2 separate regions of the Homo sapiens genome follow, and region 1 is linked to region 2. The links are chromatin loops, found by intact Hi-C in ENCODE. Cell type or tissue: mammary epithelial cell. All regions are shown on one strand. Links, peaks and the distances in the headings refer to the core of each region. The heading gives the core; the rest is flanking DNA. Region 1 has its middle 600 kb from the start of LINC00355. Region 2 has its middle 650 kb from the start of LINC00355.

Evidence for each region. Hi-C counts contacts between places; a loop is a spot of excess contacts. Peaks named below come from ENCODE experiments on the same cell type or tissue, not always from the same donor. Only the 100,000 strongest peaks of a DNase experiment are listed, where the experiment ranks them.
Region 1: it touches region 2 in a loop (2.1-fold over the local background); 4 of 110 quality-filtered maps call a loop at or near these places.

Annotation. Positions count from the first base shown.
Region 1 is chr13:64,670,456-64,678,964 of GRCh38, reverse strand. No RefSeq gene overlaps it. Among named protein-coding and RNA genes, the nearest start is that of LINC00355, 600 kb to the right of the region's middle. In mammary epithelial cell, for the core only: no CTCF peak of the experiment used is centred there; DNase peaks (open chromatin) are centred at 3,254, 3,504 and 6,054; H3K27ac peaks cover 1,691 bases.
Region 2 is chr13:64,719,815-64,728,323 of GRCh38, reverse strand. No RefSeq gene overlaps it. Among named protein-coding and RNA genes, the nearest start is that of LINC00355, 650 kb to the right of the region's middle. In mammary epithelial cell, for the core only: no CTCF peak of the experiment used is centred there; a DNase peak (open chromatin) is centred at 4,313; H3K27ac peaks cover 1,259 bases.

The DNA.
Region 1 (8,509 bases), core at 439-8,438, 50 kb after region 2:
ATTGTTTCTGTTGATAGTTACACAACTCTTTGAATATAATAACACCATTGAATCTTATACATTACATTGGTGAAATATATGTGAGAATTATATCAAAATAAAGCTTTTATATAAAAGAACATACCCCTAAAATAAAAATAATAGCATGTTATTTATTCTTAACCTCAAACTAGGGGTCCATGGTCCCAGGGAAGAAGAAATTTTGATATTAGTAAATTTAACTACAATTTTCAAACTTATGTATCAGCTTCTTGGTATGTTTTAATAAATGGATTGTGTGTGTGTGTGTGTGTGTGTGTGTGTGTGTGTATAATATAGACCAGGCACTTAGGTGAAAGTCTGCAAGTGGAGGGCCCTATCATGCTAGTGCTTTTTCTTCATATGGTGAAATGAGAGATAAAGGTTTCATCAAAGAGATAGCTGCTACTATTTTATGTATAATCAAGTTGCTACAGGGGCTGTTCGGCTGCATTCTATATCATTTCCATTTGACTGGTGAGATTCGTTGTATACTACCACCATGTTAGTCATGAGATCCAAGATATGATCCACAGCAAACTGAGAATTTCAAATCAGAGAGTCAAATGGCCTCCTTGGGTCAGGTATGTAGTTTCAACAAAATTCCAGTAGCAAGACAAGAGGTACTTTTTAAAAACAGTGTATCTGATAGCTGTCCACAACTGAACCTATTAGGGATAGGTAACACATTCAAAATTCCAAAGAGTGCTTCTCAGTGGAGGTTGCCTCAATTTACCAGAGGTTCTAATTATCAAAATATCCATAGCAAAGGTTTTAACTCATAGGTTTTTTTTAGTATATTGGAATCTTAAAAGTACAAGCAGTTCTGCACATCCAATTCCCCTCAATCAGAGAATCCATTCTGGGACTTATGGGATGGGGAAGAGGGAGCATAGAATATAAGAAGCAGTTCATAATACATCAATTCTTACTATACATATAGAGATAGAAACAACAACATACATTACACGGTCCTAAAGGATGCCACACACAAGTTCATGTTAGTGTGCTTTCTCCACTGAAAAACTTATCCAAACTCCAGAAACTTCCACATCTATATTTAAGAGACATAAAAGTTTGGTTCTCTTCCCTCCTCAAATTTCTTTGAGAATGTATAGCCATCAGTCACTCTTGGAATTCATCTCCACCCCTAACCATCTTTCACGTTAAAGCAGCTGAAGTGAGAAGAAAATCATCTTTCACATTAAAGCAGCTGAAGACAGATGAGAATCAATAGAGGACAAGAGTGTCTCCAAACCTGTGATTGAGGGATATTTACTTTTAGTTTCATGCAGCATTATGGTTGTTTGATGCTCAACCAAATTTACAACGTTTTGTTCTAATGTTTTGTACCCCACATTGGCTGTAAAGTAATTACCAGCACCAACAACTTCAGCTTTGAGGATCCCTTGACTCATCAATCACAGCCACATCACTTTGCTTTTCCTCTGGAACCATACAATTTACCGCTCTGGCTGACCAAGGCTTGTTTTCTCCTTCCAGCTTTTATCTTAGGTTCAGGAGGTACACGTGGAGTTTTGTTATGTGGGTAAATTGTGTGTCACAGACGTTTGGTGTACAAACTATTTTGTTGCCCAGGGTAGTGAGCATAGCATCCAATAGATAATTTTTTGATTTTAACTCTACTCCCACCCTCCACCCTCATGTAGGCTCCAGTGTCTATTGTTTCCTTCTTTGAGTACAAGTATACTCACTGTTTAGCTCCCACTTATAAGTGAGAACATGCGGTATTTAGATTTTTTTGTTCCTGCATTAATTTGCTTAGAATATTGGCCTCCAGCTGCACCCATGTTGCTGCAAAGGACATAATTTCATTCTTTTATATGGTTGCATAGTATTCCATGGTGTACATGGCCCACATTTTCTTTATCCACTCTACTATAAATGGGCATCTACGTTGATTCCATATTTTGCTATTGTGAATTGTGCAACGAAGACCTCAAAAGCAATTGCAACAAAAAACAAAAATTAAAACAAAAATTAACAAGTGAGACCTAATCAAACTAAAGAACTTCTGCACAGCAAAAGAAACTATCAACAGGGTAAAAAGAAAACCTACAGAACTAGAGAAAACATTTGCAATCTATGCATCCCACAAAGGTCTAATATCCAGAATCTATAAGAAGCTTAAATAGTCCCTTTTTGAAAGTTTATTTTTATCTGGGTGATTTTCTGTACAGTCGTCCTGATACTATCTCTCATATTTCGGGCTGGTTTTAACTCAGGAGAGAGGGGTGTTTTTCATGTTAGAAAGGATGATTGCAAGAATTTATATAGATGTATTTGGATCTCTCACTTATTCTCTTGCAGTTACTTCACTGGTATTTTAAACTTGATTTGGAGCAATAAAATCTACAATAAGTGTTCAACGCTTTATCTGTGTTTTCACATGAGAGTTGTCTGTCTCACAGAAATTTTCCCAAGACTGCCAAATCCCTTATAGTACCCTATACTCACTGTCAATAACTCAATAAAGATTATTTATGTATTTATTTCTTAATTAATACAATGCTGTCACGATAGAGGACTCTGAACTGTACAATGACCCACCTCTTGCCATGCTTTCCTAACAAGCACCTCTTTCTCTCCCAATGACCCAAAGTTTTAAAAATACTCTGATTTTTGGCTGAGAGCATTCATGAATTTTCTTCTTTTTTTGTGCAGCAGAGTTTACATATTTCTATATCTATTGTCAGGTGACGGAGTGAGAGAAAAGTCAGAACCTTCTGCTCACCCAGGATAAATCATAGTACTAATGATTGCAGTGGAGCAAACTTATCTGAATACCAGACAGCAAGAAAGTTCCTCTTCTGGGAGAAGAGTTACCACCAACCAAGACAACAACACTCAGAAGACTGATTTTTGAACGATTTTCCAACACTCACGTCTCAATTCCTCTTTTCTAAAAGTCAACAAAATCCTGGAGCATATCGCCAGTTTTCCTTAAAATTGATGTACATGTTTGCTACTAATTTCTATGGACTCCCTTAAGTCCTATAAATTGTCTACCAAATCTTCAAAAAAAGCCATCTCACTATGAGCATTCACTTTTTCACACGAAAACGTCAAGAAATAACAAGGGTCTGAAATTTTACCTTACCAGCCAGTCAACAAGTTAGCCTGCCACAATTTCATAGTTACTGGCAGAAGACACAACACTCATGAGTCAGAGAGAAAGGACCCCGTTACTCACAGCACAGCAATCAACGTGAATATCAACACATGATTTCTAGCCAAATCTCATAGATTCAAGGCTATGTAGGCCCAGTGGATGCCTATATATGAAGTGGTTTGCATTAAAGGATAGGGACCCTCAGCTTAGAAAACAATCATGACTTAGCATTCTCGTTCTGTGCTTTGAATTCAGGCACTGCATTTATTGAACTGGAGAGTAAACACATTCACTGTCTGCTACAGAGGGAAACACTATCTCCACATTCCAATCCTATAAGCAAATCTGCCCTTTGCCTCAAGGCAATAGATATTTATCCATGTATTACAAACCCATTTAGCATACAGGCATCTTTAGAAAGACAGCTCAGACCAACAGGCAGAATTGCCTCATCTCAAGATGTTCAGAAATGCAAGACAACCATGGAAAACAGTCTCTCAACAATCCACGCTGGCAATTTGTGTTTAGTTATTTAACTCATATCTCTGCAAACTCAAATAATATTTCTGAAAAATAGGATTTAAAAAAAATGAAATATACACCCTTTCTTATTAATAATATACCATTATCCTTATAAACTATAAGGGAACTTCAAAAATATTTGCATAATTTTATAAAATTTCCACATTATGAGCACAATTAGGAAAATATTCATTTTTTAATACAAAACCCTTTTATGGGAATAGCTTTTTGTCATTTAATCTATTCTTATAATGTTTTATTTTTCTTACACTTTTTTTCAGCAACATTACCTAAAAAATACTCAACCTTAGATCATAAGCAACACAAATTTACAAATTACTCGTGTAAATTCAACTGTTTTAAGATGAGGAACCTGAAGAAAATTGAGCTTAAATGTGAGGTTGTGTTAGTAAAAGTGAATGACTAAGCATGTGGCCTTAATGCACAGGTACTTGACTTCCTATGAATTCCTTTGTGAGAAAAGAACGAAATCCCAAGCCCCTCACATGACTGAATGGACACCCTCTTGGCCAAGGGAACCTAGGAGAAATCGTGAACTCTGAGTTCCCAGCCATGACAGAACGGGAGGTTGGACACACCTTTTTACACCTGACCCCTCACTAATCGTCATTAGGCTTTCTTTCCTAAGGACCAAACAGAAACCAGCCCTTTCAAAAGGCTCTGCAGAGCCGATTTTAAACAACCACCTAATAATGCTGCTCCTCCCTTTTAGCAGCTTCAATGAAACAACTTACAGTATTCCTTCCTGATAAGAGACAACCAACCAGGAAGTGGTTCTGGCCAATCTACGAATAATGTACAGTGAGGACTTTTCATGTCCTCTGCTTCACCTTTTGACTTCAGAGAGCCAGAAACTCCACCGTTGGATCATGTTAATTTTTTGGACATGGGACCCACAGACAGGCATGAAGCTCAACTGTGTATGTGCATGTTTCTCCTTTCATAAATATTCATGACTCCTCCTATAGTTTATTAAATATGTGTATCTGGCCATCCTGCTCAGCATTAATTCCTGTTCCTTTGCCACTCCCTTGAAATGTCTGTTTTCAGCTTCTGACCCAGAGCTATGGTTCCCAACCTGTCAGCATGGCCACACTGCAGACTGCAACCTTTTATGAGAAAGAAAGTCCTTCTTTCCAAATTTATTTGGATTTTTTATTCAGTTAACATCCATTATGATTTTTTTAACATATTTATCCATTTGCATGAAAATATGAAAAATCAAACAAGGAAAAAGTATACATTCATACATATATATATAGAATAAGTAAAAAAGAAATGTTAAATTTATGCCAAAAAGTTAATATATGCAGAAATGTGTGCATGCCATTTAGCAGGAAATGTACAGTGACATTAAAAGTTCCATTTAGATGAATCAATGCCACTATATTATTGAAGCTAAGAAGGATCATCTACATCTATAAAACCTCATATCCTAAAATAGCCTACTTAAAATTGAGCCAAAATGTAGACTGTATATTTATGCATTATGTATATGAGCTAAAAATTGGAAAATGAAGATTGGTAAAAACGTCAAGAGATATTCATTTCACGTATCTATTGAATGACGATTGCATGAGTATAAAAGTTTAGGAGTCTTTAGAGTATGTATAAACTACAAGATAAATTCTCTTCTCATGAAGAGTTTACAAAATATATTAGGTGAGGAAAAACAAGAGAGAGAAATTATCTAAAAATAATAACAAAATAATATTAAAAGCAAAATAATAGCCTGTAATCCCAGCACTTTGGGAGGCCGAGTCGGGCAGATCACCTGAGTTCGTGAGTTCAAGACCAGCCTGACCAACATGGCGAAACCCCATCTCTACTAAAAATACAAAATTAGCCTGGTGTGGTGGCGCATGCCTGTAATACCAGCTACTCGGGAGGCTGAGGCAGGAGAGTTGTTTTAATCGGGGAGGTAGAGGTTGCAGTGAGCCAAGATCGTGCCATTGTACTCCAGCCTGGGCAACAAGAGCAAAACTCCGTCTCAAAAAAAAAAAAAAAAAAAAAAGCAAAATAATACCCTAGAAACACCTACATACTAAGAAAGGATTTTTAAAGGATAATGGATTTAACTTTTATCTACAGATATTGATTGTCTGTTTCCTATCTACTTTACCATCTACTTTACACTATCTACTTTGCCTCACAGCTCCATACCTTCTCCTTGTTTCCTCCTACTTCCCTAACAAACTCTCAGCTGACTGCCTCCATTTGTCTTGCTTGACAAAGCCATTACCTTACAGAAATACTATTCTCCTTATATTCGGCACAGTAGAATTTGACTAAAGACAAATACTTTAAAAATTCAGTTTCATGACAGTGAACCTAAAATGCATGTTTCATCTTGCTAGGCAATCATCACTGGTTGAGTCATCTCTCCCTCTTCCCATGTGACTATTTTAAAACTCACCTTTCTCCTCAAACACTCAAAAATTTATTCTCTGTTCTTGTTCTTAGCTGATCAGCTTTCACCTTTTTTTCAACTTATATGTGTTCATTATGTTCGTGATATTCATCATAATGGTCAAGGGAGTGATAATTTCTCTGACCAAATCTTCATTTTTATTTTCCAATGTTGACTTCTTCCTCTTTGATACATTTTATTCAATTGTATTGAATGTTCAATAATTATTGTATCTTCACAAGCAAAAGTTTAATTTATTCATTATTTTGTAATAATGGTATAGACAAAGTCATATGGTAATAAAAATTCTGTGAGTTAACAATAATTTATGAAATTAGTTAGAAATATCTTAAAGTCAAAATTTATTACAACAATCAATATTTTATTTTTATAGTAAACTAGATTTTGAAAGGATTTTTTTGAGGTGGGGTGAACACATAGAAAATTGAGCTTCTATGTCTTTAGTGTGAAAAACAATATTGAGAAATCTGACATTACATAAGAAGACAGATTCCTAATATTTTACAGAAAGAAAAACTATAGCTGGTGTAAAAAGGAACCAGAAGTACATATTTTCTGACTTTATGGGAGAAAGTAAATTATCTGCCCATTTAATTAATAAAGTGTGAAACTTGTACTTCATGTTAGACAAAGTGAGGATTTTTTACTTTGCTTTGTTTTGGTTTGGTTTAGTTTATACTAATGCCTCTGATGCAGGTCAATGGCTATTCTAGAACTAACAGGTATAGGCCACAAAACCAGATCAATAGATAGGGAAGATAAAGGGATGGTGAAAGAAGTGATCTATGCCACTAAAGATTTTCAGCAAATTTCCACTGAAGGACAATTGAAGGTGAATAAAGGTATATTACTTTCCTAGGCTGCCATATAAATCATCACAAAATTGGTGGTTTAACAGAATACAAAATTACAGCTAGATAGGAGGAATCAATTCTAGTATTCTATACCACTGCAGGATGACAATGGTTAACAATAATATATAGTATCAAAGAGATAGTAGGAGCATATTGAAGGTCCCCAATGGAAAGAAACAAATAATGTTTGAGATGATAGATACAGAATTACACTGAACTGATCACTATACAAAACATATATAAAAACATCACCTTGTGGCCAGGCGCAGTGGCTCATGCCTGTAATCCTAGCACTTTGGGAGGCTGAGGTGGGCGGATCACGAGGTCAGGAAATCAAGACCATCCTGGCTAACACAGGGAAAGCTCATCTCTATTAAAAATACAAAAAATTAGCCTGGCATGGTAGCGGGCGCCTGTAGTCCCAACTACTCGGGAGGCTGAGGCAGGAGAATCGCTTGAACCCAGGAGTTGGAGGTTGCAGTGAGCTGAGATCGCGCCACTGCACTCTAGCCTGGGCGACAGAGCAAGACTCTGTCTCAAAAAAAAAAAAAAAATCACCTTGTATCCTATAAATATGTGCAATTATTAAATTGCAATTAAACAAATTTAAGAAAAAACAAATGTATTCTCTCACAGTTCTGCAAGCCAGCAGTCTCAAATCAACTTATTCACTTACTTCCATCAATGTTCCCCACGAAGGCTTTGGAGGAGAATCCTTTTTTGCCTTTTTTGGCTTCTGGTGGCTCCAGGTATTCCTTGTCCTGTGACAGTATAACTGTAATAGACCTCTATCATCTCATCACTTTCTCCTCTGTGTTTTTCTTCTTCTCTTATCTAATAAGAACATTTGTCACTGGATTCGGGGTCCACTTTAATCCAGTATGATCTCATCTCAAGATTTTTAACTAAATTTTATCTGTAATGATCCTTTTTCTAAAATAGGTCACACTCACAGTTTCAGGATAGACATATTTTTTGGAGGACCACCAATCAATCTTCTACAATAGTGATGGTTCTATTAATACATAGTACTTGCATTTTTAGTTACTATATTTAACTTATGCATGTATATAAACAGATTAAGATAGCATCTTGTGGCCGGGCGCGGTGGCTTACGCCTGTAATCCCAGCACTTTGGGAGGCCAAGGCGGGCAGATCAAAAGGTCAGGAGATCGAGACCATCCTGGTTAACACGGTGAAACACTGTCTCTACTAAAAATACAAAAAATTAGCCAGGCGTGGTGGCAGGCACCTGTAGTCCCAGCTACTCGGGAGGCTGAGGCAGGAGAATGGCATGAACCTGGGAGGTGGAGCTTGCAGTGAGCCAAGATCACGCCACTGCACTCCAGCCTGCGCGACAGCACAAGACTCCATCTCAAAAAAAAAAAAAAAAAAAAAAAAAAAAAAGATAGCATCTTGTTTAGGACTAACTACTAATTTAATTGTAGATGACAAATTCTTATCAATTTAGGGATGATTTCCATTCACTACAATTGAAATAATGAGAATCTTAGATAAGATCTAATTTAA
Region 2 (8,509 bases), core at 222-8,221:
CAAAATAATTTTGAAAAACAATAAATAATTTGGAAGACACCAATTCCCTATTTCAAAACTTACTATACAACTAGACTAATAATGACAATGTGGTATGCTATAAGAAAAGACACACAGATAGGTCAAGATTTCCAGAAATTAATTCATACATTTATGGTCATTTGACTTTTTAACAAAGAAGCCAAAGTAATTTATTGAGTATTTTCAATAACTAGTGCTGGGACACCTAGATAACTGTATGCAAAAGCATCGCTTGGATTCCAAACTTACATCAGCCACAAAAAATTACCAAAATTGTTGACAGTTATAAATGTAAGAGCCAAAACTATAAGAATCTTATTGACTTGGTTTAGCCAATGGTTTCTTAGATATGACACCAAAAGCACAAGTGACACAAGAAAAAAAGATGAATTATATCCAAATTTAAAATGTTTGTATTATGAAGACAGGATCAAAAAAGTAAAAAAGACAACAGGCAGAATGGGAGAAAATATTTGCAAATTATGTGTTTAATAAGGAAATGTATCCATCATATATAAAGAACTTTTTATATATTATATAAATTATATATTATTTATAGAAAAAACTTTTCTAGGGTGATGATAGTGTTATACACCTGTAGAGATATGGTTATAAGAGTAAATGTATTCAAAACTTAAATATATATTTACTATTTGTGCATGACATTTTATGAAAACTTTATATCAAATTACAGAAAACAGTAATAAATACTGACCTTTGACTAAAGTTATCATAAAGATGTACTGGAGGAAATACACAAAGATCCACAATTCATTTCGAAATGCATCAAAAATTAACAAAGTTGATAGATGGATAGAAGACAAATTGATATACATGTGATTAAACAAATGTAGCAAATATTATTCATAGAATCTAGATAATGGATGTATTAGTGTTCACTGTAAAATTATTTCAACATTGTTGTATGTGTAAAATTTTTCATAATAAAAATCATATCTAGAAAGACATTAACAAGAGTTTAAGAGTAGGTCTTCTCAGTGTTACTCTTCACCCTTTTTACTAATATTGGAATATAAACAAAAATATTGTTTGTGGAGATTTGGAGAAAGATAAAGCATGTTTTATTATTTTATAACCTAACTTTATAAATGTAGTTATATTATTTATTTATGTTTTCTTTTTCTTTTTTTTTTTTTTTTTTTGAAACAGGGTCTCACTCTGTCAGCCAGGTTGAAGTGCAGTGGTGCAACCAGAGCTCACTGCAGCCTCAATTTCCCTGGGCTCAAGCAATCCGCTTTCCTCAGCCTCCCAAGTAGCTGGGACTACAGGTGCATGCCACCATACCTGTCTAATTTTTGTATTGTATTGTAGAGATGGGGATTCACTATGTTGCCCAGCTAGTCTTGAACTGCTGGACTCTCAAGCAATCCTCCAGACTCAACCTCCCAAAGTGCTGGGATTACAGTCATGAGCCACCATGCCTGGCCTCCTATAAGTAAGTTATTTTACTTTTGAATTGGGTGATGATACTTCTGAGCTTTTTCAGGCCATTCTGTTTAGTCCTATTAGTCTACTGTATTCATGAATGATGTTATTTTTATGTTTAAAATAAAATATAAGTTTTTATTATAATTTGACATTTTCTAAAGTCAGAGATTAACATTACATGAATGCTAGGTATCCACCTAGTCTTAAAACTAATGTTTGCAATTAATTGGCATTCTCTAAAATTTCAAATATTGCAGAATTCTCTACTTCATCAATTTTATGTTAAAATATTGTGTATTATTTTTAATTGATTGTATTCAAAATTTATTTAAGATCTAATGCTCTGAAACACTGACATAACCAATTTAGTACTGATTTAGTATTTACTTAATAGTTAAAGCAGTGTAAATAACACAGTTTGTAATGACACATACTTTTGCAACAGACAAATGAAAACTTGTTATTTATTATTAAAGTGAATTGTTGTACATATACATGTGTATAGGCATATGTATACACACACAGTGTGGGTTGAACTAAGTCTCCTGGAAAGATTTGTTGAAATCCTGTCCACAGTAATTGTGAATGTGATGTTATTTGGAAACAGGGACTTTGTAGTAACGAGTTCATTTAAGATGGGGATCTCATATTAGATCAGTGTGGGCTGTTTACTGGATATTACTTAATCATATCATGATCTTGTATCATATCATCTCTCCTCTTAAGGAGAGACACAGAAACACAGGGGAGAATGCTATGTGAAGACAGAGGCAGAGATTGAAAAGTGTGTTGATAAGACAAGGAACACCAAAGATTGTCAGCAGCCACCAGAAGCTGAGAGAGTGGCATGGGATAGATTCTTCCTCAGAAACTTAAGAAGAAACCAACCTTAGTGACTCCTTGATTTCCGACATCTAGCTTTCAGAACTGTCCTTCTAAGTATGATAAAAGAAAAACTTCAGCCGAATTAAATTTAAAAGCATTTAGTTGAGCAATGAACCATTCGCGAATGGGGCAGCCTCTCAAGCCAGAGTATGTTCAGAGACTCCAGCACAGCCACATGGTGGAAGAGGATTTATGAACAAAAAAAGGAAAGTGAAGTACAGAAAACGGAAGTGAGATACAGAAACAGCCAGATTGGTTACAGCTCGCTGTATGGCTTATTTGAACACTGTTTGAATAGTTGGCTACATTTGATTGGTCAAAACTCACTGATTGGCACAAGTATAGGCTACGGTCTGTTTACATCTTCACTTGTTATAGTTCACAATGTACAGAGAAACCTTTAGGCCAAACTTAAAATACGTAAGGAGGCAGCTTTAGGCTAAACTTGATTTTTACCACTACCAAGTATGTAGTAATTTGTTTATGGCAGTCCTAACACACACAAACATATGTGCATGCATACATACATGTACATATGCATGTATAGACATAGACATGATTATGATTATAAACAATATAAATAATTATGCATGTATGGATATATATAGGTGCATATACATATGCATATATGATTATAAAAATTTAATTCATTTAAATGCAAATCATGCCAGAAGGAAAATTTATCCGTAAATAGAAACATATGTATATTATCGAATCAAATAGCCTTCAAATGCACACATCATGGCATAATTCTCAAATCAAACATAAAATCAACTGAAAAGATCTTTTTCTAAATATGTTTACACTAAAATGTTCTAAATATATGAAATAGAAAAAAACTATATACAATCAAGACCAAAAATAAACTTTCACAAAGACAATTTTTAAAGCCCATTATTACATATGAACCCTGAAAGCATTTTGGCATGGTGTACAACAGATTTCCAGCAGTTTCATCCCTGAAAGTTACTAAAAAGAGATCCAACTAGAAAAGAATAAAAGAGCAAATATATTAGTATTAACACTAATGTATTTATGACTTTGATACTATTTTTCTAAAATTACAAAGCACATTATGTTAAAGAAAGTATCTGACATACAGTACAAACAAGAAATATGTATTCATTGATTAAATTATGAAATTAAAAATAATTCAAACCAATATATTTGTATTAAAGTTATTAATGGTTATCATGAAGACCAAGAAGAAAATATAATATTAATGTTGATATTTTTGTAATATTATAGTATATAAAATATATTCCCTAGATTTATGTAGAAAATATAATTTTAAAGCCACGTTAATATTAAGCCTACTGAAATTTTAGGCTTTTTTTTTTTCCAAATAGCTGTCATTTTAAGCTAATATGAAAAAAACATTTTTTCAATAAAGATTTTATTTTATATTAAATATGTATACATTTTGTTTTCATAGAATATCTTATAAATATATATGGAAGTGTAGAACACTATATGGTAAATTTGATTATTTCACTTTCAAGAAAGATTGAATTTCTTAATATGCTTTCTTAATATAATTACATCATATCTTACAGACACTTCTACATATTTTCAAACACACACTGTTGATGGCACCTCTCCCTCTCTCTTTGTGTGTCTGTATGTGTGCATATATGTTAATTTCAATAAATTGCTAATTGGTAATTACTAAAATAAGCTTTAGAATATTTTAACATATACTTTTAATTTTCAATATTTTTCTTCAATTACATTCTTTGAAGTATATTTTCTCAAAATTAGAGAATAGACAAAGTAGGCAAAAAGATAGATGTGAATCCATAGGTATCATGTTAAAACCAATCATAAACATGCTATGAACCAGTGCTAAGTTATACACCAGGCTGGCTTCAAAAATGATTATCAAACTGTGTAGGGATAACTGAAACCAGTAACAGAGTAAACACTGTGTTAGGATAATAGGGTGCTGACAGGGCGAATGCCTTCCAGCTGAATCATTTTTCCATTCCTGGAATGTTTTGAAATGGAGAATTAAGCATTGTCTACCTCAGGGTTACTCAGTCAGAATGTATTTCTGCAGATGAGCTTGCTGATATGACACAGAAATGCACAGTGATAAGTCTTATGAGTCCCAGTGCTTGCAGGCATGAGTCCTGCACATTGAGCAGGCTGGGTCAGTGCTACATCCTCAGTCTGCTCTAGACAACAACAAATAGAAAACACCGTGTAACTGTAGAACAATACTTGATGGGAATGGGAAAATAAGCCAAGCATTATACTGTGGTGTCTTATGACACAATTGAGAAATGAATCCCTTAGGGGGCCTGTGAGAAATTCATAAATATGTAAAACAGTTAAGTTTTTGGAAAGTATATTACTTTGTAGGATTAGATTTAGAAACAGGGCAGGCTATAGTTTTTTATATATACAAGAGCTTTGTAAAAATAAGATTTTTGATAAATAGCACAAACATAATGGCAAATGGCAAATCAGGAAATGCAATCTATAAATTGTCATCTAGCCGGTATAATTGCAACATTGATTATTATCAGTGCATCCAAGCCAGCTGTGTTAATAATTTGCCTTTTCTTCAATTAAACCATAAATGAGGGGACATACCTACTTATTTTCATGCTGAATTTTTAATTCTCTAGGTTGACTTCCTTCAGTACACAAAGAACATCCTTGCCTTTGTCTGTAATACAAGTTTTCCCAGACAAGGCAGACAATTCTAGCTTTAATTCAAGCAAAATATATATCAGATGATTATTTATTCTACAGCTTCAAATAGTACTAAATATTCCAAACTGAAATGTAAATGGTTTAAAATGATTTTTTAGAATTATGCATATCCCATAATCCATGCAGGTAAGAGAGATTTACCCATTTCTGTGAAAATAATTCTATTTTACTATGCACTTCTGAAAATGAACTCTCTTGAGCTATAAAACAACCAAACAAATGCACGTATAAATGTTTTATCTCTTCAACAATATTATATTAATCAAGTTAGGCTTAGTATTTGCAGCAGGTATCACAGTGCTCTGAGCACAACAGACACTCCAAAAGTGTTGACTTGACTATTCAAGTTAACCATAGAGAAAAGCTTTAGTCAAAATTTGAGAAAAGAATCTATACTTTATATAAATGAACATAATGTGATGTAGCTATGCAGTGCTGTAAAGAAGCATTAATGCAGCAGATAATAATATGATCAAACTGTGTAAGCGCCAAAGGGTTCTTTACAAATTCTTTTAAACTATCACAAGGAAACAAAGCAAAATACAGTTTGTTTTTTTTTTAAAGGGCCATGAACTTATGGTGTACATGAGAAAAAACATAGATGATTCTTTCAACTCTTGGCAACTTACAAATATTATTTTTTTCAACAACAAAAGTACATTTACAAAATATTAATTTTCTTCACTGAAATATATGGAAATAAGATAAATTCTGTAATTCTGAGTTATGAGGTATAATTTTACAAGACATACATAAAATAAGAATAGATGAAAGTCAATTGATTAAATATTAAAATTATAAATATAAATTTAATGTTAAATACAGAAAAACAAAAGGTAAAAAGATTAAATAATTTAAACATTAGAAGCTGACTGGATCTTCTTGAAGAGGTCCTTCACATCCCTTGTAAGTTGTATTCCTAGGTATTTTATTCTCTTTGTAGCAACTGTGAATGGGAATTCACTCATGATTTGGCCCTCTCTTTGTCTATTATTGTTGTATAGGAATTGTGATTTTTGCACATTGATTTTGTATCCAGAGACTTTGTTGAGGATGTTTATAAGCTTAAGGAGATTTTGGGCTGAGACAATGGGGTTTTCTAAATATACAATCATGTCATCTGCAAACAGAGACAACTTGACTTCCTTTCTTCCTATTTGAATACGCTTTATTTCCTTCTCTTGCCTGATTGCCCTGGCCATAACTTCCAATACAACACTATGTTGAATAGGAGTGCTGAGAGAGGGGATCCTTGTCTTGTGCCACTTTTCAAAGGGAATGCTTCCAGCTTCTGTCCATTCAGTATTATATTGGCTATGGGTTTGTCATAAATAGCTCTCAGTATTTTGAGATATGTTCCATCAATACCTAATTTTTTCAGTATTTTTAGCATGAAGGGTGTTGAATTTTATTGAAGGCCTTTTCTGCATCTATTGAGATAATCATGTGGTTTTTGTCATTGGTTCTGTTTATGCGATGGATTATATTTATTGATTTGCATATGTTGAACCAGCCTTGCATCCCAGGGATGAAGCTGACTTCATCGTGGTGGATAAGCTTTTTGATGTGCTGCTGGATTCCGTTTGCCAATATTTTATTGAGGATTTTCGCATCAATGTTCATTAGGGATACTGGCCTGAAATTTTCTTTTGTGTGTTGTTGTGTCTCTGCCAGGTTTTGGTATCAGGATGATGCTGGCCTCATAAAATGAGTTAGGGAGGAGTTCCTCTTTTTCTATTGTTTGGAATAGTTTCAGAAGTAATGGTACCAGCTTCTCTTTGTACCTCTGATAGAAATTGGCTGTGAATCTGCCTGGTCCTGGGCTTTTTTTAATGGTAGGCTATTAATTACTGCCTCAATTTTAGAACTTGTTTTTGGTCTATTCAGGGATTCAACTTCTCACTGTTTTAGTCTTGGGAGGGTGTATGTGACCAGGAACTTATCTATTTCTCCTAGATTTTCTGGTTTATTTGCATAGAAGTGTTTATAGTATTCTCTGATAGTAGTTTGCATTTCTGTAGGGTTAGTGGTGTTATCCTCTTTATCATTTTTATTGTGTCTATTTGATTCTTCTCTCTTTTCTTCTTGTTTAGTCTGGCTAGCAGTCTATCTATTTTGTTAATCTTTTCAAAAAACCAGCTCCTATATTCATTGATTTTTGAAGGGTTTTTCGTGACTCCCTCTCTTTCAGTTCTGCTCTGATCTTAGTTATTTCTTGTCTTCTGCTAGCTTATGAATTTATTTGCTCTTGCTTCTCTAGTTCTTTTAATTGTGATGTTAGGGTGTTAATTTTAGATCTTTCCTGCTTTCTGATGTGGGCATTTAGTGCTATAAATTTCCCCCTTAACATGCCTTTAGCTGTTTCCCAGAGATTCTGGTACATTGTGTTTTTGTTTTCATTGGTTTCAAATAACTTATTTATTTCTGCCTTAATTTGTTATTTACCCAGTAGTCATTCAGGAGCAGGTTGTTCAGTTTCCATGTAGTTGTGTGGTTTTGAGTTAGTTTCTAAATCCTGAGTTCTAATTTGTTTGCACTGTGATCTGAGAGGCTGCTATGATTTCCATTCTTTTGTATTTGATGAGGAGTACTTCCAATTATGTGGTCGATGTTAGAATAAGTGCTATGTGGTGGAGAGAAGAATGTATATTCCATGGGGTGGGGTAGAGAACTCTGTGGATGTCTATTAGGTCTGCTTGGTTCAGAGCTGAGTTCAAGTCCTGGATATCCTTGTTAATTTTCCATCTCATTGATCTAATATTCACAGTAGGGTGTGAAAGTCTCCCAATATTATTGTGTGGGAGTCTAAGTCTGTTTGTGGGTCTCCAAGAACAAACCACTACTCAAGGAAATAAGAGAGGACACAAACAAATGGAAAAACATTCCATGCTCATGGATCATAAGAATCAATATTGTGAAAATAGCCATACTGTCCAAAGTAATTTAGAGATTCAATGCTATTCCCATTAAGCTACCATTGATTTTCTTCACAGTACTAGAAAAAAACAACTTCACATTTCATATGGAACTGAAAAAGAGCCCGTATAGCCAAGACAATCCTAAGCAAAAAAAAAAAAACAAAGCTGAAGGCATTATGCTACCTTACTTCAAATTATACTACAGGGCTACAGTAACCAAAACAGCATGGTACTGGTAACAAAACAGATATATAGACCAATGGAACAAAACAGAGGCCTCAGAAATCACATGACACATCTACAACCAGCTCATTTTTAACAAACTTGACAAAAACAAGCAATGGGGAAAAGAGTCCATATTTAATAAATGGTGCTGAGAAAACTGGCTAGCCATATCCAGAAAACTGAAGCTGGACCCCTTCCTTACATCTTATACAAAAATTAACTCAAGATGAATTAAAGCCTTAAACATAAAACCTAAAACCACAAAATCCCTGGAAGAAAACCTAGGCAAT